Regions from separate parts of the Homo sapiens genome. Here region 1 is linked to region 2. Evidence: chromatin loops called from intact Hi-C (ENCODE). Cell type or tissue: GM12878. All regions are shown on one strand. Links, peaks and the distances in the headings refer to the core of each region. The heading gives the core; the rest is flanking DNA.

Region 1 (5,384 bases), core at 287-5,286, 48 kb before region 2:
GATTTAAAACTGAGATTTCTAAATCACCTTCTCAAGTATTTTTAATACATATAGCACATGAATATGCATGCATATTCCTATTAACATGAGCCTTGCACTTTGAATGAAATCCTTCAGAACTAGGAACTAACTTTTCTCAGTGATGCAAAGCCTTTAGGAATGTTTCGTTAAGACTAGTCAGCCGTTAGCGAAAGCTGAATCTTTTCTATTAATATGCTCTTTATTCTGGAGAAATAATCAGTTTCTCTAAGGACCCTACTCTGATAGATTTCTAACTTTAAAAAAAAGACACATTAGTCAAATGTCAGTTTTTCACTTAAAAGACAAATAATACGCTTAAAGAGTTCAACTTTCTTCACCTTCCTTGTTATCTTTACCTTTCTCCTTATGCTTGTTCTCACAGCAAGTCTCAATTTATTTCAACCCAGCTCTGTTACCAGCTGCCTATTGGCCTCAGGAATACAAATCTCAGGCTAGAACGTGGTAGCTCCTAGATTGCTCCTGTTTGACTTCCCAGCTATAAATTAGATTTCTCTACTTCATCACGTGCCTTAATAACCTCTGATGGATGTGATTATTTGACCATTTCACCGCATGTTCATCAGCATACCCTGAGAGTACAGTACCGTCAAACTCAATTCTTCTCTAATTGTTCAGTGTTTTTGTTTTTGTTTTTGTTTTGAGACGGAGTCTCGCTCTGTCGCCCAGGCTGGAGTGCAGTGGCACGAGCTCAGCTCACTGCAAGCTCCGCCTCCCAGGTTCACGCCATTCTCCTGCCTCAGCCTCCCGAGTAGCTGGGACTACAGGGGCCCGCCACCATCCCTGGCTAATTTTTTGTATTTTTAGTAGAGACAGGGTTTCACCGTGTTAGCCAGGATGGTCTCAATCTCCTGACCTCGTGATCCGCCCGCCTCGGCCTCCCAAAGTGCTGGGATTACAGGCGTGAGCCTCCGCGCCTGGCCAATTGTTCAGTTTATTAAATGTGAGACTAGCATTATCTCTTGTGAATAGTGTTCAATAAATATAAGTGTGCTTTCTGGCTTGGCATGGTGGCTCATGCCTGTAATCTCAGCACTTTGGGAGGCCGAGGTAGGAGGATTCCTTGGGCGCAGGAGTTTGAGACCAGCCTGGGCAACATAGGGAGACTCCCTCTCTACAAAAAATTTAAAAAATTAGCCGGGCATGGTGCGCCTGTGGTCCCAGCTGCTCTGGAGGCTGAGGTGGGAGGATTGCTTGGGCCTGGGAGGTAGAGGCTGCAGTGAGCCGTGAGCACATCACTGCATTCCAGCCTAGGCAACAGAGCAACACCCTGTCTGGGGAAAAAAAAAAAAGTTATAAGTATGCTTTCAATTATAGCAATGTTGTTTGAGAAAAATTCATAGTTGTTAATGGCTTTATAGTCAGTAATTGCAATATGTGACTCCTGATGTCCCCAAAATTAATTTACTTAATATGGATGGGCTCAAGTTTATGCACAACCAGCTAGGAAGATCAAATCAGAACACAGTATCTATGTAATAAGAACTTGAGAAGCATAACCCAGGAAAAACAACCAGTTAAGAGCTTGTATTTATTTTAATAAAATAAACATTTCTTGTCGTGCCAAATTAATCTTTAAGGACTACTAACATGCAATTTCCATGCATCGTTCTGATATTTATTTAAGATAGATCAAGGGTAGATCATTATATCCTTTGGATATGGGTATATCAATTGTATGGATTCTATATAAAATGTCTGAAGATCTAAGATTTTCATTCAGGTTTTCCTTGGGGTCTCCAGCTAGGAAAGACCATGCTAGGGTACTTAAAGGTTGTATCTGTTCATGTATGAAACAGCTGTAACCAGCCTTATTTATGAAAGGAGCCCTTAGGCCTACTCCTAGTTATCTCAGCAGTTCTCAGCCTTACACAGGCCCCCTAATCTTGAAACACTTCATAGTCCACTGCAATAGGTCAGGCAGTGGTACTAACGCAAGACTTTTCCCAAGAGAAAATACCACTGACCATTTCATTCCTAGATAAGAGAGTAGTTCTCAACCAAGATATTTTAAAATTATAGCTCTCTGAAGCATTTAGCCAAAACATTAGCAAATAACCCCTTCCTATTTGCTATTTTATAATTCTTTTCTATTGGAATGGAACTGAATAGTCCCATTTTCTCCAATATTCCTTTTTTTATTTCCTTTACAGAGGCACAAAGGTTGCTGTTCTAATGTGGTCCCTCCGTTTGGGGTCCCTGACTTCCCGCAACACTGTTCTCTATATTTTTAATGAGTTTCAATAACTGAAAAGTTCACTTCACAGAAATGTCATAAACAGAGGGAACTGTGAGTGCCCAACAGAATGCAGGCACTTATTAAATATTCAGGTGATTGATTAATTGCCTCTCCTTTTGGGTTAGTGACATACACAGGAAATGACCTGAATGACCACAGGGACTGCCAGTTGTTTGCTGGCCACATTGTGATTATTTAAACTGGCTTCGTTCAGATTACTGCAGCACAAAAGACGTGATGACTCTTCTCCAGTGAGTCAAGGGGCCGTGTCTCATTAGGGGAGGGAAAGGAGGTAAGACAGACATCCCATGCTGGTCTTTTGTTAGCAACAGGAGCGTGTTTAGGTATTGCTGTGTTTTGATGACTCAGTGGTGAGTCAACTTTAAAGTTCCATAAAAGGCCTTGTTCAGCTCAGACAGGATTGAGAGATGACCTCATCCAGTATCTAGTTGGGTAGAGAGTAACCAGTTGTGTGTGACATGATAAGCCGATAAGCCGATTGGGAGTGTATACAAGAAAAAAAAAATTACTGGTAAGGATGAACTAGTTTCTAACTACAGAAATCAACTCTGCTTGGCAGTCCTCTATTGAGTGTCTACTACGTTCAAGCATCTTATCCTACCAGCTGCACATTTGCTTAATACAGGTCAGAATATGAGAAAGGCCCTAAGTGCTGCAAAGAGCTGGGGTGCCTTTGCAGGAGCTGGGAGAGGGGAGAATATTTTGGTGCCAACTATATGATAGGCACTGACCCAGATGCTTTACATACTTATTTAATCTTTACGGGAACTCTGTAAGAGAGTTATTTTTATTCACATTTCACAGATGAAAATGAAACACAGGTTAAAAAATGCCTTCATCATACAATCATAGAACTAGTATTACTGAGACTATATTTCTGAAACTTTATTTTTAATTTTAAAATTTAAAAAAAATTTTACATTTACCCATCCAATGACCTATCAATATTTTTTATTTTAGTATTATTTTTTTGAGACAGGGTCTTCATCACCCAGGCTGGAGTGCAGTGGCACAATCATGGCTCACTGCAGCCTCAACCTCCTGGGACCAAGCAATCTTCCCACCTCAGCCTCCTGAGTAGCTGGGACTACAGGCACATGCCACCATACCTGGCTAATTTAAAAACAATTTTTTTTTGTAGAGACGTGGCCTCACTATGTTGCCCAGACCAGTCTCAAACTCCAAGGGATCCTCCCACCTCAGCCTCTCAAAATGTGGGGATTACAGGTGTAAGCCACCATGCCCAGCCTTCTGAGACTTTATTGCTGCTGACTTAAAGCCTGGTTCTTCCTACCCCAGTAAGAAGGGCATAAGGTGAAGGGTGAAACAGGGAGATTTGATGAAGGCAGGGTCACACTGGACCCAGCTGGGAGGCCAGGCTAGTTGAGCAGTGTGATGTCTAGAGTCATCCTTCCAGGTATGCCGGCACACAACTTGATGGTGTGAATGTGGACAATGGGATCCAGGGGGAGTCAGACTTGTACCTTATTTTTTTGTTTCATCATAAAATCCAAATGTATTTTAAACTCTAAAATCAAGAGGAAAAATTACAAAGATTGATATCAGAAAGTAAAGTAAGGGATGAAGAAGTGGTAGAGGGTTGGAGGAAAGTGCTAGTTTAAAATAGTGAAATCAAGGAATGCTTTTCTGAGGAAGTGGCATTTGAGCAGGAACCTGAATGGAGTGAGAAAATCAGCCACAGAGAGATCTGGGGGAAAGTTTACAAAACCAAATATTGGCATTGTTTATTATACTCCATATTGGAAACCACCCAAATTTCCGTTAAATGCTAAAAAACTATAGCTTGCAAAATAATGAGCTGGAACTATATGTACAAAATGAAAAGATGTCTATAAGATAATGGAGAAAAGGGCCAGGTACAGTGGCTCACACCTGTAATCCCAGCACTTTGGGAGGCCAAGGCAGGTGGATCACTTTAGGTCAGGAGTTCTAGACCAGCCTGATCAACACGGTGAAACCCAGACCGTACTAAAAATACAAAAATTAGCCAGGTGTGGTGGTGCATGCCTGTAATCCCAGCTACTTGGGGGGCTGAGGTGAGAGAATCACCTGAACCCTGGAGGCGGAGGTTGCAATGAGCTGAGATTTTACCACTGCACTCCAGCTTGGGTGACAGAGCAAGACTGTGTCTCAAAAAACAAACAAAAACATATAATGGAGAACTGTATAATGATTCAATTAAAAACAAACAAACGAGAAAATTAACCTAAAGCAAACATATTTATCACAGGGAAAACATCTGAAGAAATACAAAAAATTGAAAATTGGGCTGGGCACGGTGGCTCACATCTGTAATGCCAGCACTTTGGGAGGCCAAGGCAGGTGGATCACTTGAGGTCAGGAGTTCCAGACCAGCCTGGCTAACATGGTGAAACCCTGTCTGTAACAAAAATACAAAAATTAGCTGGGTGTGGTGGTGCACGCCTGTAATTCCAGCTAGCTAGTCGAGAGGCTGAGGCACAAGAATCGCTTGAATCCGGGAGGTAGAGGTTGAAGTGAGCCAAGATCATGCCACTGCACTCCAGCCTGGGCGAAAGAGCTAGACTGTCTAAAAACAAAACAAAAATTGAAAATTGGATGGTTGGAAGCAAGATGGCTGAATGGAAGCCTCCATCAATCGTCATCCCTGCAGGAACACCAAACTGAATGATTTTCTACACAAAAAAGCACCATCATAAGAACCAAAAATCAGGTGAGCGATCATAGTGCCTGGTTTTAACTTCCTATCACTGAAAGAGCCACTGAAGAGGGTAGGAAATACAGTCTTGAATTGTACAGCCTTGACAGACCCTTCCCCCACTCCCCAGCAGCTGCTGCATGGCACAGAGAGAGAATCTGTGTGCTTCAGGGAGGGCAAGTGCAGCTATTGTGGGATTTTGCATTGGAACACAGTGCTGCCAACACTGGGCAGAACTCAACCGGTGCCCATAAGGGCAGCATTGGACCAGCCTTACCCAGAGGGGAATCACTCATCCCAGTGGTCAGGACTTGAGTTTTGGCAAGCCTTGCCACCACAGGCTAATGTCCTCTAGGGTCCTAAATAAACTTGGAAGGCTATCTAGGC
Region 2 (5,384 bases), core at 117-5,116:
AGGCTGGTCTCGAACTCCTGACCTTGTGATCCACCTGCCTCAGCCTCCCAAATTCCTGGGATTACAGGCATGAGCCACTGTGCCTGGCCTCTTTTTTATTTTTTTTAGAAGACAGGGTTTTGCTCTGTCATCCAGGCTGTAGTACAATGAACATGGCTCACCAAAGCCTCAACCTCCTGGGCTAAGTGATCCTCCCACTTCAGCTTCAAGAGTAGCTGGGACTACAGGCATATGCTGCCATGCTTTGCTAATTAAAAAAAAAAAAAAAAAAAAAAATTGGACAGGCACAGTGGCTCAGCACTTTGGGAAGCCGAGGCGGGTGGATCACCTGAGGTCAGGAGTTGGAGACCAGCCTGACCAACATGGTGAAACCCCCTCTCTACTAAAAATACAAAAATTAGCTGGGCATGCTGGTGGGTGCCTGTAATCCTGCTACTAAGGAGGCCGAGGCAGGAGAATCACTTGAACCCGGAAGGCGGAAGTTGCAGTGAGCCGAGATTGGGCCACTGCACTGCAGTCTGGGCGACAGAGGGAGATTCCGTCTCAAAAAAAAAAAAAAAAAAAAAAAAAAAAATTGGTGGAAACAGTGTCTTGCTACATTGCCCAGGTTGGTTTTAAAATCCTGGGCTCAAGCAATCCTCCGACCTTGGCCTCCCAAAGTGCTGGGATTACAGGTGTGAGCCACTGCGCCCAGCCTATTTTTTAAAAACGTTTTAACCACAAGAAGCAGCACTGAACAAATGGAACTCTTAGACATTGCTAGTGGGAGTGTATGACAGCCCAGCCACTTTGGAGAATTGTTTGGTACTATCATAGAAAGGTAAATATGCCTCTATTCTATGACCCAGCAATTCCACAAATAGGTATTTATCCAAGACAAATGAGAGTATATGTCTACAAACATATTTTTACTGCCATCTTATTCATAATAGTCAAAAACTGGAAGCATTTCAAATGTTCACCAAGGGGAGAATATATCAACAAGTTGTGGTATATTCTTACAATAGAACACTGCTCAGCAATAAAAAAGAATGAACTGTTATTACATGCCAACAATGTGAATAAATATCCAAAACGTTAAGTAGAAAAACCCAGACACAAAAGAGTTCATACTGTGGTTCCATTTATGTAATGTTCAAGAATAGGCAAAACCAAGCTGGGTGCGGTGGCTCACGCCTGTAATCCTAGCACTTTGGGAGGCCGAGGCGGGCAGATCACTTGAGGTCCGGAGTTCGAGACCAGCATGGCCAACATGCTAAAACCCCATCTCTACTAAAAATACAAAAAAATTAGCCAGGCGCGGGAGGTTGCAGTGAGCTGAGAACGTGCCACTGCACTCCAGCCAGGGTGACAGAGTGAGGCTCTGTCTCAAAAAAAAAAAAAATAGGCAAAACTAATTCAATCACAACAGTTTTTGCCTAAGGAGAGTGAGTACTGACTATAAAGGAATCACAAGGTAACTTTCTAGCGTGATAGAAATGTTCTACATTTTGTTTAGGATGTTAGTTATATGGGTGCATATTTAACATAACTCATTGAATTGTAAATTTAAGATCTGTGCATTTCATTGTTATGTAAATTTTACCTCAATTAAGAAAAAACCAGATTGCAGGCAAATATGAAAAACAGGCTTAACTTCACCAGTGGTCAAATGAAAATAAACAGAATTTAACTTTTGCTTGTTAATTCTGTAAATATTTTAAAAAATCCTCAATGCAAGAGTACAGTGAAAAAGAAAGCTTTTAGATCCATAACACGATTACTAAACCTTTCTGAAAAATAATTTGGCAATATGTAACAAGCAGCTTAAAATAGCTTAAACCGTTAATACAAAAATTTGTTTCCTATGAAAATAACCAGAAGCTTTTTTTTTTTTTTCTTTAAGACGGAGTCTCACTCTTTTTGCCTAGGCTGGAGTGCAGTGGTGCAATCTCGGCTGACTGCAACCTCTGCCTCCTGGGTTCAAGCGATTCTCCTGCCTCAGCCTCCTGAGTAGCTGTGATTACAGGCACCCTGCCACCACGCCTGGCTAATGTTTTTGTATTTTTATTAGAGACGGGGTTTCACCATGTTTGGCCACGCTGGTCTTGAATTCCTGACCTCAGGTGATCCACCCACCTCGGCCTCCCAAAGTGCTGGGATTACAGGCGTGAGCCACCGCACCCAGCCTGCATTTTCTTAATGACTAATGATGTTGAACATCTTTTCATGTGCTTATTGATCATTTTACATTCCCACTAGCAGTATATGAATATTCTAGTTGCTCCACATCTTTGCCAACATTTGGAGGTGGTGGTGGTGGTTGTTTCCTCACCAGTTTCTTAGGAGAAATCAACATTTGGTTTTGTTAGTCTTTGATTTTAGCCATCTTCTTGGGTTTGAAATGCTCTCTCATTGTGATGTTAATTTGCATTTCTTTGATGATAAAAGATGTGCACTTTTTGAGTTATGAATCTTTTGTGGGAGGTCTGTTCAATGAGCAACGGAATGATTTGTACATTTTAAAACACTTTTTTGGCTCATTTTTAACGGTTGTTCATCTTTTCATTGTTGATTTGTAGAAGTTTGTTGCACATTCTCAATACAGTCCGTTTTTAGACTTATATTCAATATAGTGTGTGTATATAGTGTGAATATCTTTTCCTCAGTCTGGGGGTTGTCTGATCTTTTTCTTAACAGTGTCTTTTGGTGAGCAGAATTAATTTTGATTAAGTCCAATTTATCAGTTTTTTCTTTCATTGTTAGTACATTTTGAATACAGTCCAAGTAATCTTTAAGGTTGCAGAAGTATTTGCCTCTCTTGTCTTCTAGAGGCTTTATGATTCTGAGTTTTGCATTTCAGGGTGTATGAGACCACCAACTTCATTCTTTTTTCAAGAGTGAGACTCAACATTGGCCTTTAGCACAGTACAAGAACAGTTTTTAAATATATTACATTATTTATTTTAAGGGAAATGAAAATTAAAACTACGAAAAATACATCAGATTGGCAAAAATTCAAAAGTTTGATACTATCATGGTGACTATGCTGAAGGAGAAGAGGCACTATCAAACCCTGCAGGTAAGAATGGAGACTGGCACAACCCTAGAAGGGAAGTTTGGCAACACTGATCACAATTACGAATACATGTATCTTTGCACCAGCAATCCTGCTCTAGGAATTTATCTAGCATATCTACTCACACATATATATGCAAAATCACATGTGCACAAGGTTATGTGTTGTTTGAAATAGCAAAAGACTTTAATTGCGGCACATCCATACAGTGGAATACAATGCAGCTTAAAAAAAAAACAGAATGAGGAAGTTCTCTATATAATGAAATAGAAAGATTTTGAAGATGTTAAGTTTAAAAGACAACAACAAGATGCAGAACAGACTAGTTTACTATCATTAAAAAAAAAATGGAGGCTGGGCATGGTGGCTCATGCCTGTAATCCCAGCACTTTGGGAGGCCAAGGCCTGGGCAACATAGTGAGACCCTTTCTCTACAAAAAATAAAAATAAAAAATAAAAATTAGCCAGGCATGGTGGTGCACACCTGTAGTCTCAGCTACTCGGGAGGCTGAGGTGGGAGGATTGTTTGAGCCTGGGAGGTTGAGGCTGCAGTGAGCCATGACGTGCCGCTGCACTCCAGCCTGTCTCAAAAACCAGAAGAGAGCTATTATGTTAGCTGTGGGCTAGTTAACAAAAAAGGTAGGGGGAGATGACTATTTACTTATTTGTATTTGTTTGTATATGCTTAATGACTGGAAGAATACACAAAAAACTGATAAAAGTTGATTATCTGTGGAGGCAAGAACAAGTTGATGAAGGCAGGGGTGGGATGAAGACTTTTCATTACATACCTGTATATATTTTTTGAGTTTTAAACCATATGAATATATGACATATTCAAAAAATTAAATAGTAAGTTTTGCAAGTATTTCCTAAGTATCTGATAATGATGATAATAGGAATAGCTACCACTACTGAACACTTAATATATATGTGGGCTGAGTACCTTATATACATTATCTCATTCAATCCTTATATCAACCTTATGGGGTACATGCAACTAGCACCCTACTTTACATATGAGGAAAAACAGGCTCTGAGGGTTAAGTAGCTAAGAAGTTACAAAATATTAGTCACTCCCAAGTTTGTGTGCTTAACTGTTGTACCACATTGCATACCTATGTAACTGTTTTGGTACTGATATATGTATTGATTGACATAACAGAAAAAAGTAATTACCTGTTCCCCTTCTGTACCCTCAGCAGTAACCATAGCAACAGAGTGCGTTCCTGCTGAGGAGATGACTGCATCATGGGCGGGGACTGTGATGGGCGTGCCATCCTGCGTTACCATTGTGATGGTGTTGCCAATGGCCTGCATGTCAGCTTGAGATATGTTGACCTGCAATACAGTGAATTTTACAAAGCAGTCAATGTTTCTTGTTATAGCTGACAATCTTCCATAAGGACCAGGACTAATCCTTGTATAAGTTTGCCCTGTGGATGTAAATAAGCCTTTTAGAATGAAATAAACTCATTCAGTCATCAGAAAAATCAATACAATATTTCTTTTAACAATTCTTATATTTTTATTATTTTTTTATTATTATTATTTTTGGAGACAAGGCCTCACTCTGTTGCCCAGGCTGGAGGGCAGTGATGCAATCATAAATCACTGAAGTCTAAAACTCCTGGGTTCAAGTGATCCTCTAGCCTCATCCTCTTAAGTAGCTCTGACTATAGGCATGACCCATTGCTCCCGACTAATTACTTGTCATTTTTTTTGTAGACATGGGGTCTCAACATGTTGCCCAGGCTGGTCTCAGACTCCTGGCCTCAAGTGATCCTACCACTTCAGCCTCCCAAAAGTGCTGGGATTACAGGTGTGAGCCACTGTGCCCGGCAATACAGTATTTCTTTTCTTTTTCTTTTTCTTTTTTTTTTTTTTTGAGACAGAGTCTCGCTCTGTTGCCCAGGCTGGAGTGCAGTGGCGCAATCTCTGCTTACTGGAAGCTCCGCCTCCCGGGTTCATGCCACTGTCCTGCCTCAGCCTCCCAAGTAGCTGAGACTACAGGAGCCCACCACCACGCCCAGCTAATTTTTTTTTGTGTGTTTTTAGTAGAGACGAGGTTTCACCGTGTTAGACAAGCCGGTCTCGATCTCCTGACCTTGTGATCCGCCCACCTCGGCCTCCCAAAGTGCTGGGATTACAGGCATGAGCCACCACACCCGGCAATACAGTATTTCTTAATTGCATTTCCTCCTCTCCATTCCTGTTGCTAATTTAGATCCTTATTTTTCTCCCATCTGAATTTCTACGAGAATCCAACTTCTCTCCAGGTATCCAGTCTAACCCTTCCCTAACCATCCTCTATGTTGACATCTTT

Evidence for each region. Peaks named below come from ENCODE experiments on the same cell type or tissue, not always from the same donor. Only the 100,000 strongest peaks of a DNase experiment are listed, where the experiment ranks them.
Region 1: it touches region 2 in a loop (2.1-fold over the local background); 22 of 110 quality-filtered maps call a loop at or near these places.

What each region holds. Positions count from the first base shown.
Region 1 is chr11:9,563,427-9,568,810 of GRCh38, reverse strand. No RefSeq gene overlaps it. Among named protein-coding and RNA genes, the nearest start is that of WEE1, 7.6 kb to the left of the region's middle. RefSeq lists enhancers at 2,699-2,808, 4,958-5,384. In GM12878, for the core only: no CTCF peak of the experiment used is centred there; a DNase peak (open chromatin) is centred at 2,640; H3K4me3 peaks cover 324 bases; H3K27ac peaks cover 1,075 bases.
Region 2 is chr11:9,515,216-9,520,599 of GRCh38, reverse strand. ZNF143 (zinc finger protein 143) reads right to left here. Exons shown (of 16, transcript NM_003442.6): 14 at 4,238-4,399. Among named protein-coding and RNA genes, the nearest start is that of WEE1, 56 kb to the left of the region's middle. RefSeq lists an enhancer at 4,348-4,888. In GM12878, for the core only: no CTCF peak of the experiment used is centred there; no DNase peak of the experiment used is centred there.